Linked DNA regions of Mus musculus: region 2 is linked to region 1. A link is a contact called in ENCODE Hi-C or POLR2A ChIA-PET data. All regions are on one chromosome and are shown on one strand. Each heading gives the region's core, a stretch centred on a gene start or an enhancer-like site at or near the end of the contact. The rest is flanking DNA. Distances are from core to core; before and after follow the strand shown. Region 1 holds the start of Dus1l (dihydrouridine synthase 1-like (S. cerevisiae)). Region 2 holds the start of Alyref (Aly/REF export factor).

Region 1 (6,267 bases), core at 2,547-5,046:
GGTTTGGGCTCCTTGGAAAGACATAACAGTGAACACCATCTTAAGCAGACCTACAGGGACAGACCAAGGCTGAGGCAAGGAACAAGGCTCACCTGCACTCATGACTCCCTGCACGCCGGTGTCCTGGATGCACCGCTCCACATCCTGCAGGCATTGGATGTTCCCATTGGCAAACACAGGGATTCCCACAGCCTTCCTGTGGGGGAAAGAGAAGCCTGACCCTAATCCATGCCAGGGCAGTGCTAAGCCAGGAGTGGCAGAAACCAGCCACCAAGTTCTATCTTGTTGAGACACCTCGGCTTCTATGGCATTATTGCCTTCCCTCCCAGATAGTTATAGGCATTGGGTAATGCTGAACAACCACCCCAAGGCGTGGAACTAGGCTTATGCCGCTTCCACAAAGTCACCCGACCCACAGTATCTGCTCACCGAACGGCCTTGATGTGTTCCCAGGAGGCTGTTCCTGCCATGGGCCCCTTCTGCTCCTTGGTGCGCCCATGCACAGTCAGCAGCTAGGACAGACCAACACTTGGTTCAACCCTGCTCTATGCAAAGGTCTCACACCAATTACAAGGGACCTGCTCAGGTTTCTCAGCTTTCCATGCTGGGAGGAACCAAGGCCATCTGGCATGGTTCTGTCCCTGGTCCCAGGGTCTTGAGAGCCCTGCCCCTTTGGAAGAGCCCCAGGCTGCAATCAGAAAACATAAGTCAAGAGGCAGAACCCTGAGTACAGGAAAAATCTGAAAACTCAGGATGCAGGGTGCTGAGTGAGGGTGGCTCCTGCTGTTTCCAGAAACCACATGTCTCAGAGTACATTTGGCCAGGCTCAACATGCATGGTGGAAGAGGACCAGGTCTGAGACCCCCATGGCTTATGCCCAGGCTTCCAGAGAGGCTGGATTCTGAGCTCACCTAAAGGCAGCCCTGGCTGATGTCTAGAGAGCCTGAGATGTGGTAGTGAACCCACTATTACTCTCCACACAGACAACACCCTGGAGCTGGAATGCAGTTTTAGAGGTCTGAGGCCAGGGTACCAGGTCTTAAAGAAGTGGGGCCAGGAGGAGCCTACTGCCTGCCCAAAGAAAATTTCTTGGCTGCAGCCCCCACTCAAGAGCTGCAGAAGCAAGAGCCACCTCCTGGTGTTGGAAGATCGTCATGGAGATCTAGACCATACTCAAACGTGAGGCCAGGCTGCCTGCTAGACCCCAACAACCACCCTGGGAGCCATGGCCTCACCTGACAGCCAGCCTTCTCCAGCATCTGGGCGTACCTCACTGTCTTGTCAATTTCTGGGAAGACACGAATTTTGCACGTGACAGGAACAGAGAGTCGCTCATGAGCCAACAGAACTGAGAAAAAAGACAGCCTCTGAGGGAACCAGTGTCACTCCAAGGTGGCAAAACCCCAATATGTCCCCATGGGGCACTGGGAGCTAACAGAACTAAGGACAGTGTCCTAGGACTTCATGTCTGATCCTAAGGGGATAGTTGGTATACACCAGGGGACTCTATAGTCACCTCCTTCCAGGAAGTAAAGTGCTATGGCCAAGAGCCCCCAGTGGGATCATCGGTGTCCTCTTGAGCCCCAGTCAAGTAGCTGTGCTTATGAGCCCTGTCAGACTGTCTCTGGGGCGACTCACTCACTGACACAGTGGTATATAGCCAACTCACTCATTCTTTGAAGAAGGTCCCACTCCTCCTGCAGAAAAGCACCATAGTGACCTGCAGAGGATGAGAGTGGCCCCCATTGCACCCACGCTGCTATCAACTCCCTACTAGGCCAGCTCCTCAGAACACAGTGGACTCCACAGCTACGCCATGTGTATGAGCACCAGCTTCTACATGGCCTCCCCAAGGTCAGCAGAGGCTCTGGGGAGAGCAGAGGGAAAGGGAAACCAACCAGCTTTCTTAGCCCTGACTTTGGAGCTCTGCCTGCTGTCAAAACTCCAAAGTGGGCCACACAGCCTAAGATCATAATGGGTGCTTGGGGGCCCAGTGAGCCTGAATTGTGGGATTAGAGCCAGGGACCCACACCAGCTGGTCACAGTTATCAGAAGGATACCTATGTGGCCAGCAGAGTCTGGTCCCCAGTCAAACACCTGAGGACTCTTCAGGATGTTAAGTTCAGAAAAAGGGCTGCTTGCTGGCTACAGGTGCCACCACAGTCAGAGGCAGGGATTAACTCTCCCCATGTGCACCAATACCCAGGCTCCACTGGAACAGGCCTGGACCCCTTATTTGGAGGCCTAGTGGGCCTAGTATTGGCCTGGACAGGTGTCAACACAGGACTGGAGCAATGACCTCACCTCTCTTGGCTATCATCTGTGGGCAGCCCAAGTTCAGGTCAATGGCATCACAGTAATCTTGTGCTAGGAGAGCCGCCTGGACAAACACCTCTGGGTCATTGGCACAGAACTGAAGAAGACACGAATGCCACCCTCGGTCAGCCCAGGCCTAGGACTCTCCCTGCCTAGGCCACCCAGCCCTGTGAGGAATCCCATGGTGACTCAGTGAGCTATGGTCTTTCCACCGACATTGACAATATGACAACCACTAGGAATATGAGCTATAATGACATGTAACAGAAGCCACTGGCACAGACTTGTAAAGAACTGTTGGTTCTCGACAGGAGGGTACTGAGACGGAGAAGGATCAAGGTGACACTGGTGCTACACTCCTCACGTCCTCCAAGCTGCCCCTTCACCGGGACTCTGGCTAGTTCCCAGTTCTGGGGATGCCCACTCAGCAGCATGTGTCATGCAGGACTTCAGGGACCCCGACCCTTCTCCTGGGTTATATGTATATGACAGGGACAGCTTGGGAATGCTGTCCTTATATACAGGGTCTGGAGCTTAGGTGCTACCCAGTCCCTCAGCTCACCTGCACAATGAGAGGCCTGTCCTCGGGGCACACATCACAATACAAGTTCTCTTTGCGGTAGTTAGCATCTCTAACGAAGACCTGGGCATGTAGCATAGGGGTGTAGCATAGCTGGGCTCCATGGCGGCGGCTCAGAAGTCTCCAAGCTAGCTCACTCTGGTCCACCATGGGTGCCACCACATGTCGGGCACCCCCCAAGGTGCGGCTCCAAAACTCAAAACCCTGCAGTTTGGGCATCCTCTCCACACTAAGGGCAGAAGAGGAACAAGCGCTCATTTCAGCCATGGTATACCATCATACCCCAGGAGGGTACGAAGTTCAACTCCAGGAGCTGACCGCTCTCGTCAGCTTTTGCTGTCGGCTCTCCCAAGAACACGGTGAAAACAAGAGAGGTATCCGTAGGCACAGGGTTGAGGTGCCCTCCCTCCACCTTTCTGGCAGTGACCCTGACATACCACTCACCCTCTCTGGACCTTCTCCCCTTAAACGCCAGCCTGGTGCAGCGGGTGTGGAGGATGAACAGGTCTGTGGGACCTGCACAGCTGAGACCACCCGGCTGCACGAGGCCTGACGCCGCCTCGGATCTTGGGTTGGGAGAGTAGCGAGCACGTCAGCCTCCACGGCTCCTTTCCTGGTCGGGCCCAGAGCCCCCTGAGCTGCCCCTACCTAACCCCTGGGCTGGCTGGGGCCCGAGACCGCCACCGGACGTCCACGGGGCTTGAACTAGGACTACTTCCCGCACCGTCGGAGTTGGCCAGGGCTCGATGAAGGTCTGTGACTGCGGGCACGCTCCAAAGAAAGGGGCACACAAGGCCCCGTAGCCTCTGCCTGACCCGCGGCGCCGCCAGCAGGACCCGCACGAAGGCGGCGGGAGCCGCCAAGCGCCGTGGCTCAGACTCAGCGCAACGCCGCCGGAAGTGCCGGAGCCGGAAGCGTACTGCCAGGCGCTCCGCACCGTCTGCGGTGCAGCAAAAAATAAAGTCCTCGGAAACTGCAGCTCAGCGCTGAAGGGACCGGCCTTGTGGAAACGAGAGAGTTGAGCAAGAACAGACTGCGCATGCCCGGGGTCACGCTGTCCCTTCCAGACAATTGGCACTCGGAGGCCTTTCCTCCCACCTCTATCCCCCAACCCACCTCCGCAATCCAGGAGCAGCCCTTGGTTCTGCAGACACAAGACGTAAATTTAGTACACCACCACAATAGGAAACGAGATAAAGAATTATTACTTCAGATCCTGGGTAGAAAAGGCTACAGCAGGCCAGGCCTTTGTCGAGTAATGAGTCGCTTGCTAGAGGGAAGGAACATGCATAAAGAGATATGGGGCCGGGCAGTGGTGGCTCATGCCTTTAATCCCAGCACTTAGGAGGCAGAGGCCTGGCAGATTTCTGAGTTCGAGGCCAGCCCGGTCTACAGAGTGAGTTCCAGGACAGCCAGGGCTATACAGAGAAACCCTCCCCAGCTCTCAAAAACAAAAATAAAAAAAGTTCTCTCCTAAGTTCTTTTTGTCAGGGTATTTTAAACAGGAAACCAAACTATGGCCGTAAACTGTTACTGTTTTAATAGTAGTGATGTATTTCACTGAGAGAGATCTACCAGACTCTGCCTCCCAACACAGAATTCAAGGCCTGAACCGCCATGTCTGAGTTGTTTGACCACTCTTTAATCCTTCTACACTGCTTCCATGCACCTCGAGTTTTCAGAATCCAGAGTTTGTATCGTGCAACTCACATGCTTCCAGCCTTTCCCTCTGTGGTCAGACTTCCAACTCCACAAACCATTGAGTCCTGCTCTCCAGCCTTGGAACAATTGCTGATACATACTTTATAATGATATATGTATGTATAATGATACATGTATAACGGTATAATGATATAATGTAATATATATGCATTACTCAAGCCATTTATGATACTTTAATTTTCTGCCTTGTAAGGAAATGACAGGAAGCTGGGTGGTGACACCACACCTTTGATCCCAGCACTCAGGAGGCAGAGGCAGGAGCAGCTCTGTGAGTTGGAGGCCAGCCTGATTTAGATCAGAGCTAATTCAGGATAGCCAGGGCTACACAAAGAAACCTTATCTCGAAAAATAAAATAAAAAATAAATAAAGTAAATAAGAGGGGCAGGAGAGATGGCTCTGAGGTTAAGAGTACTAGTTGCTCTTCCAGAGGTCCTGAGGTCAGTTCCCAACACCCACAAGGCAGCTTACAACTGTCTGTAACTATAGTCTTATGGTTTCCAATGCCCTCTTCTTTTTTTTGGGGGGGGGGGGTTTCGAGACAGGCTCCCAATGCCCTCTTGTGTGCAGACATACATACCGATAAAACACCATATACAAGCCGGGCATGGTGGTGCACGCCTTTAATCCCAGCACTAGGGAGGCAGAACTCTGAGTTCGAGGCCAGCCTAGTCTACAGAGTGAGCTCCAGGACAGCCAAGGCTATACAGAGAAACCCTGTCTCAAAAAACCAAAAACCAACCAACCAACCAAAAGACCCACCATATATATATATATGTATATATATATATTCATACATATATATATATATATATATATAAACTAATTAATTTTTTAAAAAAACAAAGAAAATGAAAGAAGAAACTGCACAGCCACAAGCGGACATGACCCACAGCCGGACATGACATGATGGTGCACACCTTGAATCCCTCCAGGTCCCTGGCAGGCGGATCTCTGAGTTCACGGACAGCCTGGTTTACAGAGTGAGTTCCAGGACAGTCTGGGGTACACAAAGAAACCCTGTCTCAAAAAAGCAACACACACACAAAAAAAGTATGCCCCTTACATTTATCCACTTACAGTGTTATGGTCTGACACCTCAGGACAGCTGTAGCCAGTCTGTCCCATGTCTGCCAGCTATTTCATATTGTTGCTGTAACATGCCTCTCAGTCATTGACACAGAGAAGTGACTTGGCGTAGACGGAGAACATGCTGACCACATATCCTGCTTTGTTCTGAATGTTCTGTATGTGGTTTGCTAATCTTAAGAATTCCACGAAGCTTTGTGTAAGACCTATCAAATCAAAGGTCAATAGGAATTGCTATGTCTAAAATATCTTAAGTAAGAACTTCCTGCACCTGTGTGTGAATTCACTGTGGTTTTTTTTTTCCCCTTATAAGATGACAGAAAAATATGCCCATTGTCATTGTTCAGATAATTCTGAGCTATGTCCTTGCTCTGACCAGTTTCTGGGTGTGCATTCAATAAACTATTCTTGCTTAACTGAAGTCAGTGTTCACATGGTTTGTGCGGTGATTCTTGAACCCCAAGGATAGCAGTTCTGGCACTCTTGATCTTGTCTATAGATCTGAGCTTCTACCTGGTACAATTGCCCCTTGAGCTAAAGTTTCTTCTTCTTCTTCTTCTTC
Region 2 (6,609 bases), core at 689-3,188, 200 kb before region 1:
GGCCCAGTATTTTGGGGAACTGTGACACAGCCCCTACTGCAAAGGCAGGTTCTAGCTCACCTTCCCCTTTCCTCCTACTGCCTGCTGCTGCCAAGTCTGAAGTGAAATGCAGCATGGAACCTGTCCTGGCTGGGAGTTGGAGAGGGAACCCACAGAGTAAGGCACTTCAGCTGCAGGCACACAGTGGGGAGTACAGCTAGCTAAAGCAGTTTCCAGTGGATGCCAGAAACCACCTTTAAAAAAAAGTGTTGAGACAGGCTGGAGAGATGGTTCAGGGGTTAAGAACACTGGCTGCTCTCTTTCAGAGGACCTGAGTTCAATTCCCAGCAACCAATGTGACTCACAACTATCTATAATGGGATCTGATGCCCTCTTCAGGTGTCTCTGAAGAGAGTGACACTGTACTCAAATCCATAAAAATAAATAAATAAATCTTAAAAAAAAAAGAAGTGTTGAGACACTGTGAGTGCTCACCAGCCTTGTTCTTTTCTCCCATGGGGAGGTCAAACAGCTGGGCTCTGGGGAACGGTACCCAGAAAGGCCCAGCACACCTGACTCAGTTCTGGCTATATCAAAGCTAATTCCCAAAATTATGCCTTGTAACCAGAGAACTCTAAATGCCTCTGAGGTCCAGTTTATAAAGAAATTTAAAAAGACACAAAATCCAAGAAGGGAGGGGAAGAGAAAAAAAATATTTCGAAGGCATGGAGAACCATGACCCAGGTAAGACCCAGGAAAGATCGCCAGTTAAGATCCAGCACAGAGACGCAGGCTGGAAGATACTCTCAGCCACCTTTCTCAGCATCTGGGAGATGCTGGACTTCCTTCTCCTATCAGTTCACCATATCGAGCATAAATCTGAGAAGCAAGCACCTTTCGGTCATGCTGGGACCGGAGTTGTGGCCAGTCTGTGCAGGTTAGAAACTGTAAGCTCTGGCACAGGGCAGGCGCTCACAGTTTGGACAGCAGACAGGACTCATTTTTAGGGGGGCGCGCGCACACACACACATACACACACAGTGTGTGACATCTTCCTGCAGCCTGGCTTATGGGGTCGTGCTCAAACCCTACTTTTTCTGAGGCCAAGGCTCTCAGGGTGACAGTGGCTGGCTCTGGGCAGCCTAGGGGAGGGCAGGTTCCAATCTGTAAAGGATCCTGGAGCCCACGTCCGCGTGGGACGAGGAAAGCGGAGAGCTCCCGTCTCCTACCTGAATATCAGCATCTGACACTCCGAAGTCCAGGTTGGACACCAGCAGCTTCCCGCCGGTCTCCACGCCGGCTCCACCCCCGAAGCCGCTGTCGAAGAGGTCGTGCTGCCATTTGTCGGGAAGTTGTTTCGGCTGGAGAGAAACCGTAAGCACAGAGACACTCGTGAGACTCGTCCCGGGAGCCCGCGACACCTCGGCGACGCTCTCCCGTCGGCCCCGCGGCCAAGGTCGAGGAGCCCCGAGAGTCCCCCAGCCCCGCCGCTCCGCTACGGACACCCAAGTTCTCTCGCAGCGGCCCCCGCCGCCACGAGGCTGGACCACGACCGGACAAAGCGTCCCGGAAGATCCTGGCCTCGGGACGGCCTCGCCCCCGCCCACCCCTCGGCCGCGGTCCCGCGCGGGACGCTCACCCGGTCCCGGCCGGCCCGGGCGCACCCTCCCCGGCCCGCGCCGCAGGTCCCCGCACTCACTCTGCTGTACGGCGCCGGCCGGTTCCTGCCGCCGCCTGCGGCGCCGCGGGCGATGGCGGGCCGGTTCCTCATAGGCCCGCCGCCTCGATTCACCCGCGCGGCGGCCTGCACTGCGCCGCCGCGGCCGCCCTGGGAGCCGGCCCTGCCGCGACCCCGGCCCCCGCCGCGGCCTCCTCGCTGGCTCCGGTTCAGCTTAATGATGTCGTCCAAAGACATGTCCATTTTGTCGGCCATGGCGGGCGCGGATTCGGGCCTCGGATCGAGCCCGCGCGTCAGCACGCCGCGGCGTCACTTCCGGCGCCTCCCCCTGCCTTCCGGCGTCGCGGGCCCGAAGCGAGCGGCGATTGGTCTGGGCGCGCGCGATTCCGCAGAGCGCCTGCGTACGGCTCGCCGCGGTGGCTGGCGCTACTTCGGAGGAGCCCGACGCGGCGCGGTCGTTTTTATACATTCCCGCGCGGAGGCAACGGAAGGGCGGGGCGCCTCGTGATTAGGCCGCGGAGGTGCGAGGGCGAGCAGGGGGCGGGGCCTGCGGGCGCCTCCCTGGGAGGCCGGAAGATCCTCGGGCGTCGCCTGGGTGCAGCGCAGTGTGCGCGTCCCGCGTCCCTCCTCACCGTGCGATCGTGGGGGTCCCGGCCGGTCCGTGGGTCCGACTTGGTTGTTTTTGCTCGAAGGCTCGGTCTCCTGACGAGCTGGCGTCCTCACCCCTGCTTTAACTTCGCGGATTAGTGACAGTCACTCTTTCCATATCTTTAAAAGCGAGGCCCTGGTTAGTGAAAACCAATGTTTTGCGTGGATGCGGAGGTTTTGTTTTTGTTTTTTTGTTTGTTTTCGTTTCCTGTTTGGCTGATCTGCTTCTGCCCCGGGATTAGAGGCGTGTGCCACCGTGCCAGACTACATGAGTGCAGATCTTTAAAGGCATCCTTAAAGGTGGCAAAATAAACTCGTGCCATTAATCCCACAGGCTCTCCTTGCCGTCTTTAAAGACAAACACGTGCCTTTTTCTTTCTTTTTGGTCGGGACGCACGGAATTTTGGAAGATGCCGTTCTTGACGAGTGCAGCACTTGCCGCAGCTCCATGACTTTGAGCTTAGGTGCTTTCGTATTCCGTACTAACTCCAGGTCATCCTCTTCCCTCAGGTCACAGGCTCTGTTGTCATGAAGGTGAAAATTAAATGTTGGAATGGTGTGGCCACTTGGCTCTGGGTAGCCAATGATGAGAACTGCGGCATCTGCAGGATGGCGTTTAATGGCTGCTGTCCAGACTGTAAGTGTCTTCCTATGCGCTCTCAGAACTTTAGCCTACTCCACCAGCCTAAAAATCCCTAGGTTTCCCAGCACTGGGTAGGCAGAGACTGGAGGATCTCTGAGTTTGAGTTTAGCCTGGTCAACAGGACAAGTTACCTAACCCTAACCGAAACCCCACCGGACAGTGGTGTTGCACGCCTTTAATCCCAGCACTCTGGAGGCAGAGGCAAGTGAATCTCTGAGTTCAAGGCCAGCCTGATCTACAGAGGGAGTTCCAGGACAGCCAGGGCTACACAGAGAAACCCTGTTTTGAAAAAAAAACAAAAAACAAAACAAAACAAAAACAAAAAGCCAAACAGTGCAAGTTCCAGGATAACCAGGGCTACAAAGAAAAGCCCTGACTTGATAAAAGACCAGGTAAAACAAAAACAAAAAATTGTGGGTTTTAGTTTCTATTATCTGAGGGGAAAGTCGACAGAAAAAAGAAGCAGAATACTTCAAGCCCAGGTTTGTCTAAAGACCCCATCCAGCATGATGGCAAACACCTGTAATACTAGCATTTGAGAGGCAGAGGCAGAGACTAGTGGATCTCTGAGTTGGTGGCCAGTCTGGGCTCCACAGTGAGACTCTGTTGCAAAAACACTTGTTTTATTCAGGTCATGGGGGCACAGACCATAATAGCACTTAGTAGAGGGAGGCAAGAGGATTTTGAGGTTGAGGTCTGCCTAGGCTACATAGTGATGATCCATCATTCCCTTAACCCCTCAGAATAACACTTTCAGTTTGTATCTACTCACAATAAAGCAGATCAAATTAGCAAATTGAAGTTCAGACATTGGTTGCCATATTGTCATGCTTGCTGGGCTTTTTGTGCTAAGAATTGTAAACTCTAAATAGATGCTTATAAACTATAAACACACTTCAGCCAAGTCTTACCTCTGTAGCATCCTGGGCCAACATCTGTTCCCTAATGTCTAATTACTGGGGTTTGGGCTATACTCAGCATCTCAGTATTCTTGGTCTTTCTTCCTCTTTGATCTAAATAGCCTCTTCTTACTCTACTTCCGTTTTGAAGGGGCTTGAATTTTATGATCATAATGTGTTTTGCAGAATGCAAAAGGTTTTACCCTTTTTTTGTTTGTATGGCTCCTATGTTTCTGGTGTGTTACATGAGGTAGAAATGTTTGATTACCTTGAGAGGAAAACACATTTACGCCAGGTGGTGGTGGTGGCAGCACACACCTTTAATCCCAGCACTTGGAAGGCAGAGGCAGGCGGATTTCTGAGTTTGAGGTCAGCCTGGTCTACAGCCAGGGCTATACAGAGAAACCCTATCTTGAAAAAAAAAAAAACATACAAACAAACAAAAAAACTCACATTTACCTTTTGAGACAGGATCTCATTATAGCCTTAGCTAGTCTGAACGTCCCTATGTACACCAGGTTGGTCACAAAGTCACACCGAGATCTTCCTACCTTTGACTCCTGAGCTATGGGACTAAGGGTGTGCACTGTAGTGAGATTTTTGCTTTCTTTAAAACCACAGAAATGGTATAAGGATGTGGTTTTGCTTTGATCCCAGGTGTGGGACATGGGGCTTCTCAGATACTTCATGGCAGCAGATAGTTTCTGAGGGACTCTTCAAAGAACACATAAACGCCAGAGCCCAGTTACTCAGTTTGTCAGGATTTGTCAAGTAGTCTAGTACAAAGAAGAAACAAGGAGTAGAGGGAAAGATTAGATATCCTGACTGTGAAGACCAGACTTGCCCCAGTGAACTATAGCCCCAATCAGCAGGAACGATATAATCACACAACACCCCCTTCCCCTCCATCCTTTTTTCTCTCCTACCTAGAGTTAGGGGGTTGAAAAGGTGGAAGAAAGAAAAGCCTACAAAGTAGCGAACTGTCTGGCTATACAGTATTACCATGCCTAGCTTAAAACGAAATTTGATCAGCCAAGAGCCAATCATCTTGATGTAATCAAAGAGATGTGAGTTTCTTGGCTTTTGTTTGTTGGGTTTTGTTTTTTTGTTGTTTTTTTTTTCTCGAGACAGGGTTTCTCTGTATAGCCCTGGCTGTCCTGGAACGCACTCTGTAGACCAGGCTGGCCTCCAACTCAAGAGATCCACCTGCCTCTGCCTCCCGAGTGCTGGGATTAAAGGCATGTGCCACCACTGCCAAGTTTGCAAGATGTGAGTTTCTTTTTTTTTTTTTTTTTTTATAAAGATTTATTTATTTATTATTATATGTAAGTACACTGTAGCTGTCTTCAGACACACCAGAAGAGGGAGTCAGATCTTGTTACGGATGGTTGTGAGCCACCATGTGGTTGCTGGGATTTGAACTCTGGACCTTCGGAAGAGCAGTCGGGTGCTCTTACCCACTGAGCCATCTCGCCAGCCCCAAGATGTGAGTTTCTTAAGTCCTTAATTTGTTTGGTTTTAAGTTTTATCTGTATCACCTGTGATTAGTAACTAAGCACACTAAGTAATTTTGAGGAAAACAAATGTCTTAGTTTTGTTTTTGTTTTTGTTTTTGTTTTTTTTTCTCAAGACAGGGTCTCTCTGTGTAGCCCTGGCTGTCCTGGAACTCTGTGCTGTAGACCAGGCTGGCCTTGACCTCACAGAGATCTGCCTGCCTCTACTTTCTGAGTGCTGGGATTAAAGGCATTCTCATGCCCGGAATATGTAGTGAGTTCTGTTCCAGCTAGAACTACATAGTAAGGCGCATATCTCTTCAAAAAACAAAATCACCCTTAAGAATTCTCATGGTTTGAATATGCTTGGCCTAGGGAGTGGCACTATTAGTAGGAGTGGCCTTGATGGAGTGGGTGAGTCACTGTGTGTGTGGGCTTTGAGACCCTCAGCCTAGCTGCCTGGAAGTCAATATTCTGCTAGCAGCCTTCAGATGAAGATGTAGAGCTATCTCTGCTCCTCCTGTACCATGCCTGCCTGGATGCTGCCATGCTCCCACCTTGATGGTAATGGACTGAACCTCTGAACCTGTAAGCCAGCCCCAGTTAAATGTTGTTCTTATAAGAGTTGCCTTGGTCCCTTGGTCATGGTGTCTGTTCACAGCAGTAACTAAGCAGTAACCATAACTAAAGCAAGGATGTTTTGTTTCTCTTATGTGTGGCGGCTCCTTCCAAAGTGGGGACCAACCATAGTACCTTCACTAAGCTGTTGAGCTCAGAGACCCTTTATCTGGGCCTAGAAATGTGTGAGAAATGTGTCATTTGTTTTGCTGACCTGCTGTTGGACCTTCTATCCCAGCTCTCTGTGCTGTGAGTGGCTGTTGTTATTAAAAGGACCCGATTACCTGAAGTTTGATACCTCTTTCCACAAAGAAAGCCACAAAGAAAGAGACCCTGTCTCAAAAAAACAAAACAAACAAAAAATGAACCACAAAGAGTTTAAGAGTCAGAGGACAAGTGCTTGTCACTTCAATGACACTATACTGTTAACTTTATAAACAACTTTCAGGAAGATTTATAGCAACTCTCACCTTCAGGCAAAGGGTGGACATTGAGTCGGTAGAGTGAAGGTGGCTTTGCTGATCCCAGAGGGAACCATTTTTACTAGGTCTGTGACAGAAGGGATGGATGGTGGCTAAGCACTTAGTGTCTCGTGTGTGAAGACGACTCAGGCTCTCTTAACAGGGCTTGATAACTGTGCAGAGTGGGAAA

Evidence for each region. A loop is a pair of places that touch in the nucleus more often than their neighbours do. ChIA-PET counts read pairs that join two places held with the same protein, here RNA polymerase II (POLR2A).
Region 2: a loop to region 1 is called in a map of T-helper 2 cell, with 2.4 times the contacts of the local background. The contact joins the promoter of Alyref here to the promoter of Dus1l in region 1. A Hi-C loop is called at or near these places in 1 of 37 maps with a recorded cell type or tissue (T-helper 2 cell). POLR2A ChIA-PET finds 5 or more read pairs at or near these places in 4 of 5 experiments (Patski and embryonic stem cell).

What each region holds. Positions count from the first base shown.
Region 1 is chr11:120,792,599-120,798,865 of GRCm38, forward strand. It overlaps Dus1l (dihydrouridine synthase 1-like (S. cerevisiae)), which reads right to left and starts at 3,797. Exons shown (of 14, transcript NM_026824.4): 1 at 3,545-3,797; 2 at 2,879-3,125; 3 at 2,305-2,413; 4 at 1,670-1,720; 5 at 1,236-1,348; 6 at 430-512; 7 at 93-196. The coding sequence starts at 3,115.
Region 2 is chr11:120,596,427-120,603,035 of GRCm38, forward strand. Alyref (Aly/REF export factor) reads right to left here and starts at 1,939. Exons shown (of 6, transcript NM_011568.1): 1 at 1,679-1,939; 2 at 1,209-1,340. The coding sequence starts at 1,912. Anapc11 (anaphase promoting complex subunit 11) reads left to right here and starts at 2,106. Exons shown (of 3, transcript NM_001038230.2): 1 at 2,106-2,444; 2 at 2,816-2,942. The coding sequence starts at 2,834.